2 separate regions of the Mus musculus genome follow, and region 2 is linked to region 1. Evidence: chromatin contacts called from ENCODE Hi-C or POLR2A ChIA-PET data. All regions are on one chromosome and are shown on one strand. Each heading gives the region's core, a stretch centred on a gene start or an enhancer-like site at or near the end of the contact. The rest is flanking DNA. Distances are from core to core; before and after follow the strand shown.

What was found. A loop is a pair of places that touch in the nucleus more often than their neighbours do. ChIA-PET counts read pairs that join two places held with the same protein, here RNA polymerase II (POLR2A).
Region 2: a map of left cerebral cortex shows a loop between it and region 1 (2.2-fold over the local background). The contact joins the enhancer-like site here to the promoter of Rala in region 1. A Hi-C loop is called at or near these places in 4 of 37 maps with a recorded cell type or tissue (Patski, heart and left cerebral cortex). POLR2A ChIA-PET finds 5 or more read pairs at or near these places in 2 of 5 experiments (Patski and embryonic stem cell).

Annotation. Positions count from the first base shown.
Region 1 is chr13:17,940,229-17,947,199 of GRCm38, forward strand. It overlaps Rala (v-ral simian leukemia viral oncogene A (ras related)), which reads right to left and starts at 3,989. Exons shown (of 5, transcript NM_019491.5): 1 at 3,789-3,989.
Region 2 is chr13:17,897,236-17,904,062 of GRCm38, forward strand. The region is part of intron 1 of Rala (v-ral simian leukemia viral oncogene A (ras related)); the gene reads right to left. Among named protein-coding and RNA genes, the nearest start is that of Rala, 44 kb to the right of the region's middle. Within about 2 kb of position 3,648, at least 1 of the 3 ENCODE cell types and tissues checked has a DNase peak (open chromatin) inside an H3K27ac peak, as active enhancers do; it is left cerebral cortex, where a contact is called at or near this core.

The DNA.
Region 1 (6,971 bases), core at 2,739-5,238:
TGCAGGAAGGGGTGGGCCAGGGAGTGAGTTTAAGTAAGTAGTCCTTCTGGAAGGTTCTATGTACCAGATTGAGGGTCACGTTCAACATGAGCCACAGAGGATTTCAACCAGTGGAGTAGGATGGATGTTTTAAATATGAGGAACACTATAGGCTAAGCGGGGTCTCAGTGATCAGAATAAACCTAGACAGCACTCGCAAGTCACTAAGTAGCCTCCATATTCAATGGGTACTACCATAGCTATTTGGTTGTATTAAAAAGTGACAGAGATCTTATGGCTTAGATGACCATCATCAGAGGCTTTGCGGGATTTCATCCATTTTACATAGCATCTGAAATCAAGTCATTTCATAATCTTTGGCTGGACTGTCCATAATCATACTGTGAAACCCTGACACTTAGTTTCAAATCTGAATCAAACAATAGAATTGGAACTCAGAGTTAAGTAAATTATATATGTCAAGAATTTTGTCCCTTGTATCTAACACAAGACACTGTGCAGGGCTTTCAGGAAAGCATCATATTATTTAATTTCTACATGACATTTCCTTCAGCTTTTCAATTTTTTATATTTAAGCGGGGCAGTGGTAGTGTCAGCACTCAGGAGACAGCGGCAGGCAGAGCTCAGAGTTTGAGGCCATCCTGTCTACAGAATGAGTTCCGGGACAGCCAGGGTTACACAGAGAAACACCTGTCTCAAAATCCCCACCCCTCAAAATAAATAAATAAAATTAATGGCTTATATAGGCTACTCTCATGATGTTGAGGAAATAAACCTTTACTTACATGTATGATTAAATCAATGATGAAAATTCCCTTGTAAAATGTACTCAGCTTTAAAAACTAAACAAGAAATCCTGTTCCTTGTTGGGGGCTGGAGACGGAACTCTGGTATTTGGAATGACAGCATCTCATTCCCATCTTTTAAACCAAGGGATGGGCATGCCCTCCCTCCATTACTTTCTTAAACTCCACACTTGCAGGGGAAAAGGCAACCAGACCTATAAGAATAGAGTTCTACAACTCTTTTTGTTTTTTAAAATATTCTTCCTACTGTCCTACATTGATCCCATCTACATTAGTGGAAGAAAGAAGGAAACAAATATAATTACAAACAGGGCCGGCTCCAACAGGTGCTGCAGAAGTACAAAGCCATCAGAGATCCTGTTCTGAGTTCCTTCTCTACCAGGACACCTACAAGCACAATGTTTGACCAGTTGTCATCTTGGTACACAACAGACTGTATGTAGGAGTACAGTTACATTGTGTTCGTAAGCACCTTGGAAATAAAGATGCCTGCAGCTCCCACTTGGCTAGTCACTGGTGACTCCAGGCCATCCTTCGGGACTAAGAGTGAGAAGCATAGTATCTTTTCTGGAAGCTCGGGTCAGTCAGAATCACTTTCCCCTTGACTTTTAGGATTAGCTGCAATTTTCAGTGCTCTTGGAAATTGTTACTGTACTTTTAAATCCTAGCTCTATTACACGCTAGCTTGTGAAATAACTTGACTTAGTGTTGGGGAAGACCATCCATCTGGAAGAGCTATGATGGAGATAAGAAATAATATAAGTATATTGGTATCATTACAATCCTCAGCAAAGTGCTTGATGGGCAATCAATATATAAGAACTATTATTACCAAGATAGGTGCTGAATTAAAGAAGGGAAATCTAACCTCTGGATAGTAATGTTATGAAACCAAAGGCTTCTCTCTCCTTAATCCAAGAATTATAGTATCTTATAAAACAATGGAAACTGTCTCCTACCTCTTCAAGATCAGTCTCTTCCCTAGTTAACACTCACAGCTTCCAGTATTTGTAAAATGATTGCTCTTTTTACTCATTTATAAAAGAATACAAGAACCTATTAGTTTGGTGGACCCATATACAAGAAGTGATATTGGTACATTTATTTGTACTCTGTTTATTTAAAACGCTACTTAGAAGACAGTGCAGGACCACCATATACTAGAAGACAAAGATACGTGCAGCTTAACCTGAGAATAATGCAACCATCTATAGGCCAAAACATTCCCTTAAAAATGGTGAGGAAAAAATTGGTGAACATTCTTTCCTATAATTCTTTCCTATGATTAGTTTCCCCCACACGGAGTGCCCTGGGGAAAAATAGTTGTAATGAAATACTACTTCAAAATAAACGTGCATTTGCACACCCAGCAGAGAGAGAAGCATGTGGATCTCCGAACATCAAAGTGCTGCTGATCAAAGATGCCAAGGTCACGTCGGGGTGTCAGAAGATTTCATGTATCCTTGACAAAAAATGAGCCACTCTGAGAAACCGTGCTTTTCACCTTATTTCTAAGCAGCATCAACTCCTAACTTCCTCTTTTTAAAGGCTGGGTACAGTTATCACAACCCCAAGAATATACTTGCAATCTTTTGCCAGTAAATCTCTTCCTTCTAACTCTGGATATACTCTAGAAATAAACATGAAACAATAAAATATAAATGAGTATTCGTCTAATCACAGTCCCTAAATATTTTTAACCTTTTCCAGGTCAGAATAGTGAAAATGAAATTCTTCCTGAATTTTTCCTTGATCTCCTGGAGAACAAAAAAGACAATGCAAAATTTTCATGTTCCAAGAATCCCAAAGTAACAAAACTGTGCTCTTAACAAAATTGTTTGGAGGCCTTGCTAGAGATGGAATCTAGTACCTTTTGCTTGGTATGCAAGTACCAGCCACAGTCAATCGCTTCTGGAAAGTGACTTTTCCATCAACTGTACACATTCACATCCATTCAGTGAAGAAATGTGGGGAGTTCTGAGCACTTTACGTGGTAACAGAGAAGATGAAAAGGCTCCTCCTCTGAAAACAACTGAGCCGTAGAAACATCTTAAGGGTCACAGGAGTCATTTATAAGAATATTGTATCAACAGATACAAACAGCATAGGTAATAGTACATATTAACAAGCATAAGCCAAAGGGAATGCCTTCTACACTGTGAGTAATAAATCTGTTAGTCAATTTTGGGAACGTGATTAAAGCTGTAATTTATTTACAGGAAAAGAATTTACAGAAATAAAGGTTCTCCCGGCACACGTACCCAAACTGTTTGTAAATTGTGTGCTTCCTGGCTTGACAGGTAGGGCGTGGCACCAGAGTTCTCACAGTAGCTCAAAGACACTCAGATGAGCTCTCACAAGTCTGGACGTTCTGGTTTCCATGCAAAGGCCAGTAAATTCTTTAATTCCTCCTAAGTCTCCCGACAACACAACCACCTCAGCGCCACCACGCCCGCCCACTCCAACACACGAATGCCCAAGTAAAGCACACAAATCGTATCTTCTACTCCTTGACATCTTTCAGGCACCGAACGCGGAAGATACCCCCATCACACAATGCCTACATTCCCTTCCTCTTCTAAAGGCTAAACCTGTACTAGAAGAGCCTTCGAGCATTCAGCTGGACGCGTCTAAAGACTTTAGTCTGAAAACGCCATTCCTTCCAAACACTGGCAGAGAAGCTCGAAAAGCAGCCGCTCTGTACCGGCAGAGTGGCTTGAAAGCGAGGGAGGTCGGGGTGGAGTGCGGCGCAGGGACTGCGGCGGCGGCGGCGGCGGCCCCAGGTCGCGGGCACCGCCCGGGCACAGCCCTGGGAGCCACCGGCGCTATACAGGTGACCTTCCGGAGACGCCGCCCGCTGTCGGGGCGCAGTCGGGTCCCAGCCCAGGCGGCAGGCGGGACGTGCAATCTCGGCGGCCGCGGGCCCGGCCCGTCGGACACACCCCCGCCGCGGCCCGGCCTCCCCGGCCGGCGAGCTCTCACCTGCACCGCGAGCCGCTCGACCCGCGGGCTCTTGGGCCTCGGCTGCGCCGATCGGACCGCGCTCGGAGTTCCGCGCGGGGCGCGGCAAGAGGAGTCCGGAGGGCGGCGGCAGCGGCGGCGGCCTGGGCGGCGGCGGAGGAGGAGGACTCCGGCGCTCCGCTCTAGGGAGACCCACCCTCCTCCCGGCCGCTCTGCAGCAGCCGCCGCAGATCACTTCCGGGGCGCGGGCCAGCGGGGCGGGGCGCCAGGCCGCACTTCCTGGCCGTGGGGCCGAGTACTCCATGGCGACTGCGAACAAAGGCTCTACGGGCGCGGGGGAGGCGCAGTGGTACAGCCTCCCGGTGGACCCACGGCGAGTCCCCGGGTTCGCGAGGCGTAGCCCGCCCCCCCCCCCCAAGGCCGTGCCGGGATTCCCGTGTCGCGGTGTTTTCGTCTTCCCCGGACATGGAGGGGTTCCTGGAGAAAGAAGGGGAGGGGGAGGCCGCCATCTTGCTTCTGGGGGCTGCTAGGTTCTCTTGCAAGAGTTTTCCAGTGTGTAGCCTGCAACGTGGTTTGTCGCAGATCAAGTCCGAGTTGGTGGATTGGTCGCTTGTCCTGGTTGGAGGGTCTCGGTAGCTGACCGAGTGGAGAACTGGCCTCAGCATATGGGCTTCGGGTTCCTTTTGGAGTAGACCCTTCGACACTAGATTTGGCACTGAGATAAGGCGACGGCTCCGTAACACACTAATGTCTTAAATTAGTAGTTAAACTGAATCGGTTGTTTTCTTTAAAACTGCCCACAAGTTCGAGATAGTTTGCCTAGTGTCTGTTAGCGGCCACACGTTCTTCCCTGGACTTTAAAATTCTCATTTCCTTTGGCCCCAAATGAAGAACCAACGGCTTGGTTGGTTGGCATGACTACTTAAAGGAATGAATGTACACTCAATCAAGTTTGCAGTCTAGAAACCTAGTACTTGGCGTTTGGAAGTATGAATGGAGGGAAGACTTGATAACTTTACTAACAATAGGTTAGAGTTTTAAACTTAAGTATGATCTTTTTTCCAGTACAAAAAGACGATGGTAAATGTGGATCCAAATAAAGGGAGTCCCCGCAGAACAGGGATCAGTGGTTCATGGAGAAGGCTGAGTGCCACTTATCTGTCTTAAAAGTTCTACAAGAGCTGATGAGAAAGATGAGGCTACAGAAGGAGACAGGAGTCAAGTCATGGCTGGCTTTTGTGTCTATTAAATTCTGGAAGTAGAATGGCTGGATACATCAAATTTTAAGCAGTTTATAAATGGAGGACCGATTAATGGGGGAGTTGGGCAGTATAGCAAACATAGAGTAGACAGTGAACTATTGCAGAAGAGGAAAGAGAAAGGTATTTTTAATAGTGCCAGTAACCAACCAAAAGATGATTCCCAGATGATGAAGCCATATAAGCATCATAAGCCAAATAAGAATTGTTTGCTGGGCAGCTGGAGGGTAAGAGAATTGGAAGTCAATGTTTTGTTTTTGGAAAGATGCAGGATAAAAGTGTACTTTGTGTATGTGGTTTTGTCCTGGCCATGTAACTGGGGGGTGACCTTGAACTTCAGACTCACCTAACTCCATCTCCCAAGTGCTGGTAATAGAGACTTGCACCATCAAGTCTGGTTTTGCTGGGGCTAGAACCCTGAGTTTCATACCTAGCCACCAAACACTCTTGCTCCTAGAGCTATAGCTCGATTGCGGAAAGGTGTACTTTACTGAAGAGGCGAAGAAGGATGGACATAGGTTACAGGAAAAGGGTTTCTTTAGTCTGAAGTGAAATGGTGTTATCTAGTGGTAGTTGCTGTGTGCTGGGTTCCAAGTTCTGGAGTGGGCAGGACGAGCTGAAGTTAGATATGCCATAGGTTTATATTGCCACTTTCAAGCAGATGCAGTCTCACTTCATTGAGCACAATTTCAAAACTTTTTCTCCTTTCTGCTTTACTTAAGAGAAAATTTTAAAATACTGTATTAATCTCACTGTCCATAGCCATTCTAATATTATTCTAGTACCTAGTGGTCTACATGAAGATATGAACAAATAACTGATGTGTGGAGGTCTCAAGAGGCAGGGGGAACTGAAATCCAAAACACAGATTGAAAAATGGCCTCTTACTGTAAAAAAGAAAAAAAGGCCTAAACAATGAATATGGTCAATAAGTTAGCTTCATTATATTCAGAAACTTGTATCCTTAATTTTTGAGTGAATTCTTACAATAAACTATGTAATATGTTACAAAGAAGAAAGCAACACATTTTATTCAAGTGTCCTACTTATTAATATTATCTTTCTTGATTCCCAAGACTCAAACTGCCTACATATTAGGGATATTTTGAGACTTCCCTTCTTTTGTAAAAGAAAAGGGTCTGAAATACATTAATTATGATGTGACCTTATCCCCCTTCCTTGACTCTGAGCTTAAACAGCTGCTTCCTCTCTAACAGCATTTGGTTCTTCTGGCTTCTCTGATCTGGTTTAATTCACTGATTGTTCCATCCAGATTGTATAAATACTTTCTCTTCTGCTCTGTCCTTATTTCTGCACTTATCTGGGAAAAACCAATCTGCTTATTAAATAGCTCTTTTTAACAAGGGTCATTTAAATTAAATTAGAACTCTGCATGAAGATGTGAAAGTATTCTGTTGACATATATATCCATACCCACACAAGAACAACTAGGAACTGATGCTAAGATGTGATAATAACCCTGAAATATAATATAAAATTGAACAAAGTTAAAGTGGATCTCAATTTTGATATTCACAGATGCTGTTCAAAGGTCATTTTCACACTATGTCAAAATGTATCAAAGAGCACTTTAATACATTAATTTGAGTTATTTCCAGTGATAAAATGCATAATCTTATTTATAACTAACAAGCATAAAACCTGTTTAGTACTAAAAGATTGAAAAATTATGCAGGGAATTAAACAGAATCAAGTGTATCTATTGTCTCATTTAAGAGAAATATTTCATTACAATCAGATTTTGGTTTCTAAATCATACAATGATAAAAGGATAACGTAAAATACCTTATGTACTCTAACTATATACTAAAAGTACAAAATACTACTCAATTATAGATCCAAAATTTTATATTATTAACATTTCTCATAATAGATCAAAAATAGGGCCTATTTTTGATCTATTATGAGAAATAGGTATAGCAGT
Region 2 (6,827 bases), core at 2,398-4,897, 43 kb before region 1:
GGAGGATCATCCATCAAAGATGCCATAGCAACGAGACAAGCCAATGATTCAAGGGCATTTCACTTCTAATAGATCTATAATGAGTTCTGACCAAATGTAAAAATTCCCAGGGCAACCACAAGCTGATAATAGGGGGAATTAGTTACACTGGAGTATTGAGAACAGGCAAAATTAAATCATCATTTGTTTTCATGTCAATTCATAGGCTCAATGCTTAAAGAAACGTTCCTCCTAAGTTCATTAGGAAACAAAGACGGTCATTTGCATTAAGGGCATCCTTAGAAATATGTGCTTGGAAGAAACCTCATGCAACAACTGTTAACAGACTTACAAATAGGATCCCAGCAGTGCATAATTCAACAACCATGCAATTGGGACATCTGTGGTTTTTGGAATAATCAATATAACTTGACTGCTTCAATGTAGCATTCCTTAGAACATTTTTTGATTTAATATATTACAGCTCTCAATGTGGAGTCTAGACTCTTATAGACGTTGTAGTGGTGATGTGGGTACACAGTTGCCTTTGGCCAGGGTACCAGGCTTTCAGAGGAAATCATGCTGCAAAGTCACAGCAAACTCATCCATGGGGAGGCTCGGGCAAGGACTTTGTGGTTAGGCAACCAAGGGGTTTTGACTCCATCCCCAGTATCTCCTCCACATTTTGTAACAGCTTTGCTTAGTAGCAGTTCACAGACCTATCTCTGTCTGTCTACCTCCCTGTGCTGTGTCTCATCTCAGTCAGAACTTCACTGTATATGTTTCCTTCTGTATATGGTCTTCTCTGACTTCCACCTTTGCCATCAGGTTTCCTGGTTACCCAGATCTCTCTTCTCAGTTTTGGGGTCCCAGTCTCACTTGAAGCACTCAATATAAATTGAGCTTTCTTTTTCTGTGTTCCCAAGTAGCAGCTGATACTTTCCTTTTAAAACCCTCGTCACGTTTTGAAATAACTGAGTGTGTAGTTATTCAAAATAGGTTTTTTTCACGTACGATATGCCAGAAGTCACTTGATTACAGGGCCACTATGTCTCTTCAGTTATGAATTTTTCACCTCATTATTATAGCATAAGAACGAGTGTGTTGTGTGTACATATGCTTGTGCATACACAATGTCAGAATGTAGGCATACACATGCCTCATTAGACATGTAAAGGATCTAAATTGGGTTACCAGGTTGCTTTGGCCTAGTAGGGAAACAAAGCAGAGAATGTGCAGTAAACCAAAGATTTGTGCTTCGGTAGCTGTCAGGTAGTGAAGACAGAAAGAACAGGGATGGGGGCTTCAACATTCCTGGCAAGGGCATGCCCCAGATGACCTAACCTCCTTCTACTCGGTCACACCTCCTAAACATTCTGCCTCGGCCCAACAGTACCACAAGTTAGCAATCAAGACTAACTAAATAAATAAAAACTACCCAATGCGACGTCTCTATCAAAGCCCCCCACCCTGATCTTTATGGCTCAGGGAACCACCCAGAAGGAGGCAGAAAGAATAAGAATCAAGGGGAATGGGGGACAAGAAAAGAAGGCCCTCTATATAAACACAAGCAAAGCTCGACAAATGGTGCTGGCACAACTGGCACTTATCATGTAGAAGAATACAAATTGATCCATTCTTATCTCCTTGTACAAAGCTCAAGTCTAAGTGGATCAAGGACCTCCACATAAAACCAGAGACTGAAATTTATAGAGGAGAAAGTGGGGAAAAGCCTCGAAGATATGGGCACAGGGGAAAAATTCCTGAACAGCAATGGCTTGTGCTGTAAGATCAAGAATTGACAAATGGAACCTCATAAAATTGGGAAAGGATTTTTTACCAATCCTAAATCTGATAGGGGACTAATATCCAATATATACAAAGAGCTGAAGAAGCTGGACTCCAGAAATTCCAATAACCCCATTAAAAATGGGGTAGAGAGCTAAACAAAGAATTCTTAACTGAGGAATACCGAATGGCAGAGAAGCACCTGAAAAAATGTTCAACAACCTTAATCATCAGGGAAATGCAAATCAAAACAACCCTGAGATTCCACCTCACACCAGTCAGAATGGCTAAGATCAAAAATTCAGGTGACAGCAGATGCTGGCGTGGATGTGGAGAAAGAGGAACACTCCTCCATTGTTGGTGGGATTGCAGGCTTGTACAACCACTCTGGAAATCAGTCTGGCGGTTCCTCAGAAAATTGGACATAGTACTACCGGAGGATCCAGCAATACCTCTCCTGGGCATATATCCAGAAGATGCCCCAACTGGTAAGAAGGACACATGCTCCACTATGTTCATAGCAGCCTTATTTATAATAGCCAGAAGCTGGAAAGAACCCAGATGCCCCTCAACAGAGGAATGGATACAGAAAATGTGGTACATTTACACAAAGGAATATTACTCAGCTTTTAAAAACAATGAATTTATGAAATTCTTGGGCAAATGGATGGATCTGGAGGATATCATCCTTAGTGAGGTAACCCAATCACACAAGAACTCAAATGATTTGTACTCACTGATAAGTGGATATTAGCCCAGAAACTTAGAATATCCAAGATACACAAGAAAATCAAGAAGAAGGAAGACAACACGTGGATACTTCAGTCCTCCTTATAATAGGGAACAAAATACCCATGGAAGGAGTTACAGAGACAAAGTTTGGAGCTGAGAAGAAAGGATGGGCCACACCCGGGGATCCATGCCATAATCAGCCACAAAATGCAGACACTATTGCATATGCCAGCAAGATTTTGCTGAAAGGACCCTGATATAACTGTCTCTTGTGAGGCTATGCCATGCCTGGCAAATACAGAAGTGGATGCTCACAGTTATCTATAGGATGGAACACAGGGCCCCCAATGGAGGAGCTAGAGAAAGCACCCAAGGAGCTGAAGGGGTTTGCAACCCTAACCAGTACCTCCAGAACTCGTGTCTCTAGCTGCATATGTAATAGAAGATGGCCTAGTCGGTCATCATTGGGAAGAGAGGCCCCTTGGTCTTGCAAACTTTATATTCCCTACTTAGGGGAACGCCAGCGCCAAGAAGTGGGAGTGGGTGGATAGGGGAGCAGGGTGGAGGGAGAGTATAGGGGACTTTCGGGATAGCATTTGAAATGTAAATGAAGAAAATATCTAATAAAACAATACATACAGTAACCCTGAAGCCCCACAAAAGGTAGCAGCACACAAGGCAAGCCTTCAGTTTTCATGTGAGGGACCAGGCACCAGAAGACTGAGGTCACCTGCAAGTGGTCCCAGGGAGCTGTGGTTCTCACATTTCCTTACGTTGTGCTGATGTCCAAGCAGAAAAGTACTTCACTGCTACTTCATAACTAATTTTCCTACTGTTGTGGATCATAATAGAAATACTTGATTGAGAACTACTGTGGCAGAATTAAATTCCGAACTAATGCAGGGTCAAGGCAGGATGACCTAGCTGGCTTTCTACACTACGGGACCTAGCTGACTCTGAAGCAGGACTGGCTAGAATGTGACCTAACAGTTTCTTCCTGAGAGGGATTTGGAACACACCATGGCAGCCGTGGAGCTTTAAGAAGACGAGAAGGCTTTAAGAAGGCTTGTTTCAGCAGGTGCTTTAACAGCCACATTCCATTCCAGGGAATCTGCATGCAGCTCTTGCAGCACCCTTCTCTTCCCCAGTTCTCCTGATCATGAATCAGTGCCTGCTCATAACTAACCCCAAGTGAGTCAGGCTTGACTCGAAGGGCTTGAAAAGAAGATACTAAAAGATTAAAGCTCTTTCCATGTTATTTTACAAGTGTTCAACCCGAGAAACTACAAGCAAGAACAGATGAAGCCTGGGTTTGTTTAATTCAAGTATAATAAATTCTTAAGCCTAAATATAGCTGTTACTCTCATAAACTGAAGGAATATTCAGAAGTAAGAAAGATTAAGTAATGTGGAACATTGGTTTGCTAGTTACATTTCAGTCAACAGGACACACGTATAAGGAAGTATGAGGCTAAATAAATAAGACAGGAGAATAAGGGTTTTGCCTTTGACCCTCAAAAATGTCTACAGACTAAGGACAATGTCATAAAGACTACAGAGCTTCTCCGATGAATTCTGCCTGCATTGTAACGAAAAGGAAAGGCATCTTGTAAAACAGGGAATCTTAACCACAGGCTAAGGTAATGATTCCTTAGTGCCATCTTTCCCTACTCTTTTCTCTATTCTTCTTTAAAATGAGGTTTGTTAATCTTTAATTGGATATTTTGTTAATATTTCAAATGTTATCCCCTTTCCTGGTTTCCTGTCTGCAAACCCCCTATCCCATCCCGCCTTATCCTGCTTGTATGAGGGTGCTCCTCCACCCACCTACCCATTCCTGCCTCACCGCCCTAGCATTCCTCTACACTGGGCATGGAGCCTTTACACGACCAAGGGCCTCCCCTCCCACTGATGCCAGATAAGACCACTTCAGCTCCTTCAGTCTTTCCCCTAACTCCTCCATTGCGGTCCCTGTGCTAAGTACTATGGTTGGCTGCAAGCCTCCAAATCTGTATTGGTCATGCTGTGGCAGAGCCTCTCAGGAGAAAGCTGTATCAGGCTCCTGTCAGCAAGCACTTCATGACATCTGCAATATTATCTGGGTTTGATGTTTGCATGTGGGATGAATCCTCAGGTGGAGAAGTCTCTGGAAGGCCTTTCCTTCAGCATCTGCTCCACTCTTTGTCCCTGCATTTCCTTAGGACAGGAGTAATTCTGGGTTAAAATTTTGGAGGGGTGGGGGAGGGCATGCCTAACCTCTGGATATCGTCTCAACAGGTTCTCCCTCCCCTTTGTGGTGTATTTCAGCTAATGTGATTCCCATGGTCCTGGGAGGCTCTTGCTTTCCTGGCATCTGGAACTTTCTGGTGGCTACCCCCAGTTCCCCATTCCCATTGCTACACACCTCTGTTCAATTTCCTGACCCTCTGTATAGCTCCTCCATCTTCTTCCATACCTGATTCTGCTCCTCTTCCCCCCCCTCTCTTCTTCCCAAGTCCCTCCCACCCTCTACTTCCCTTGATTATATTGTTCTCCCTTCTAAGTACGATTGAACCATCCATTCTTTGGTCTTGAGCTTCATGAGGTCCATGAGTTGTATCATGGGTATTCCATACTCTTGCCTAATATCCACTTATCAGTGAGTACATACTATGTGTGTTCTTTTGTGACTGAGTTACCTCACACAGGATATTTGCTAGATACAATCATTTGCCTGTGAATCTCATGAAGTCATTGTTTTTAATAGCTGAGTAGTACTCCATTGTGTAAATGTACAACATTTTCTGTATCCATTCCTCTGTTGAGGGACATCTGGATTGCTTCCAGCTCCTGGCTATTATAAATATGGCTGCTATGAACATAGTGGAGCATGTGTTTTGTCCTTATTACATGTTGGGGCATCTTCTGGGTATATGCCCTGGAGTGGTCATACCTGGGTCCTCAGGTAGTACCACCAAACTGATTAAGAGATATTAAGGAATAGTGATTGTTGCTTCCTGTTTTGTTGTTGTTGTTAGAAGAGGAATTATGTTTGTGTGGTTATCTTCTTTTGTGTTTTTTTGAAAGAATATTATGTTCTTGCTTTTTCTAGGGTGCAGTCTCCCTCCCTGTGTTGGAGTTTTCCATCTACTATCCTTTGTAGGACTGGATTTGTGGAGAAATATTGTGTAAATTTGGTTTTGTCATAGAATATCTTGGTTTCTCCATCTATGGTAACTGCGATTTTTGCTGGGGATAGTAGCCTGGACTGGCATTTGTGCTCTCTTAGGGTCTGTATGACATCTGCCCAGGATCTTCTAGCTTTCATAGTCTCTGGTGAGAAGTCTGATGTAATTCTGATAGGTCTGCCTTTATATGTCACTTGACCTTTTTCCCTTACTGCTTTTAATATTCTTTGTTTTGTGCACTTGGTGTTTTGATTATTGTGTGACAGGAGGAATTTCTTTTCTGGTCCAATCTATTTGGAGTTCTGTAGGCTTCTTGTATATTTATGGGCATCTCTTTCTTTAGGTTAGCAAAGTTTTATTCTATAAATTTGTTGAAGATATTTACTGGCCCTCTAAGTGGGGAAATCTACCCTCTCTTCTATACCTATTATCCTTAGGTTTGGTCTTCTCATTGTGTCCTGGATTTCCTGGATGTTTTGGGTTAGGAGCTTTTTGTTTTTTTATGCTTTCTTTCATTGTTGTGACAATGTTTTCTATGGTATCTTCTGCACCTGAAATTCTCTCTTCTATCTTTTGTATTCTGTTGGTGATGCTTACGTCTATGACTCTTGATCTCTTTCCTAGGTTTTCAATCTCCAGGGTTGTCTCCCTTTGTGATTTCTTTATTGTTTCTATTTCCATTTTTATATCCCGGATGGTTTTGTTCAAATCCTTCACCTGTTCAGCTGTGTTTTCCTGTAATTCTTTAAGGGATTTTGTGTTTCTTCTTTAGGGGCTTCTAACTGTGTTACCTGTGTTAAGGGAGTTATTATGTCCTTCTTAACATCCTCTACCAACATCATGAGATGTGATTTTAAATTAGTCTTGCTCTTTCAGTGTGCTGGGGTATCCAGGGCTTGCTGTGGTGGGAGAATTGGGTTCTGATGATGCCAAGTAGCCGTGGTTTCTGTTGCTTATTTTCTTTCTTGCACTTGCCTCTTGCCATCTGGTTATCTGTGGTGTTAGCTGGTCATGCTGTTTCTGACTGTGGCTTGTCCCTCCTATAAGCCTGTGTGTCAGCACTCCTGGAAGACCAGCTCTCTCTTGGTGGGATTTGGGTAGGGAGAGCTGTGGCACAGGATCAGCTCCGGGCACAGATGGAAACTGGAAGGCCTCTTTTCTC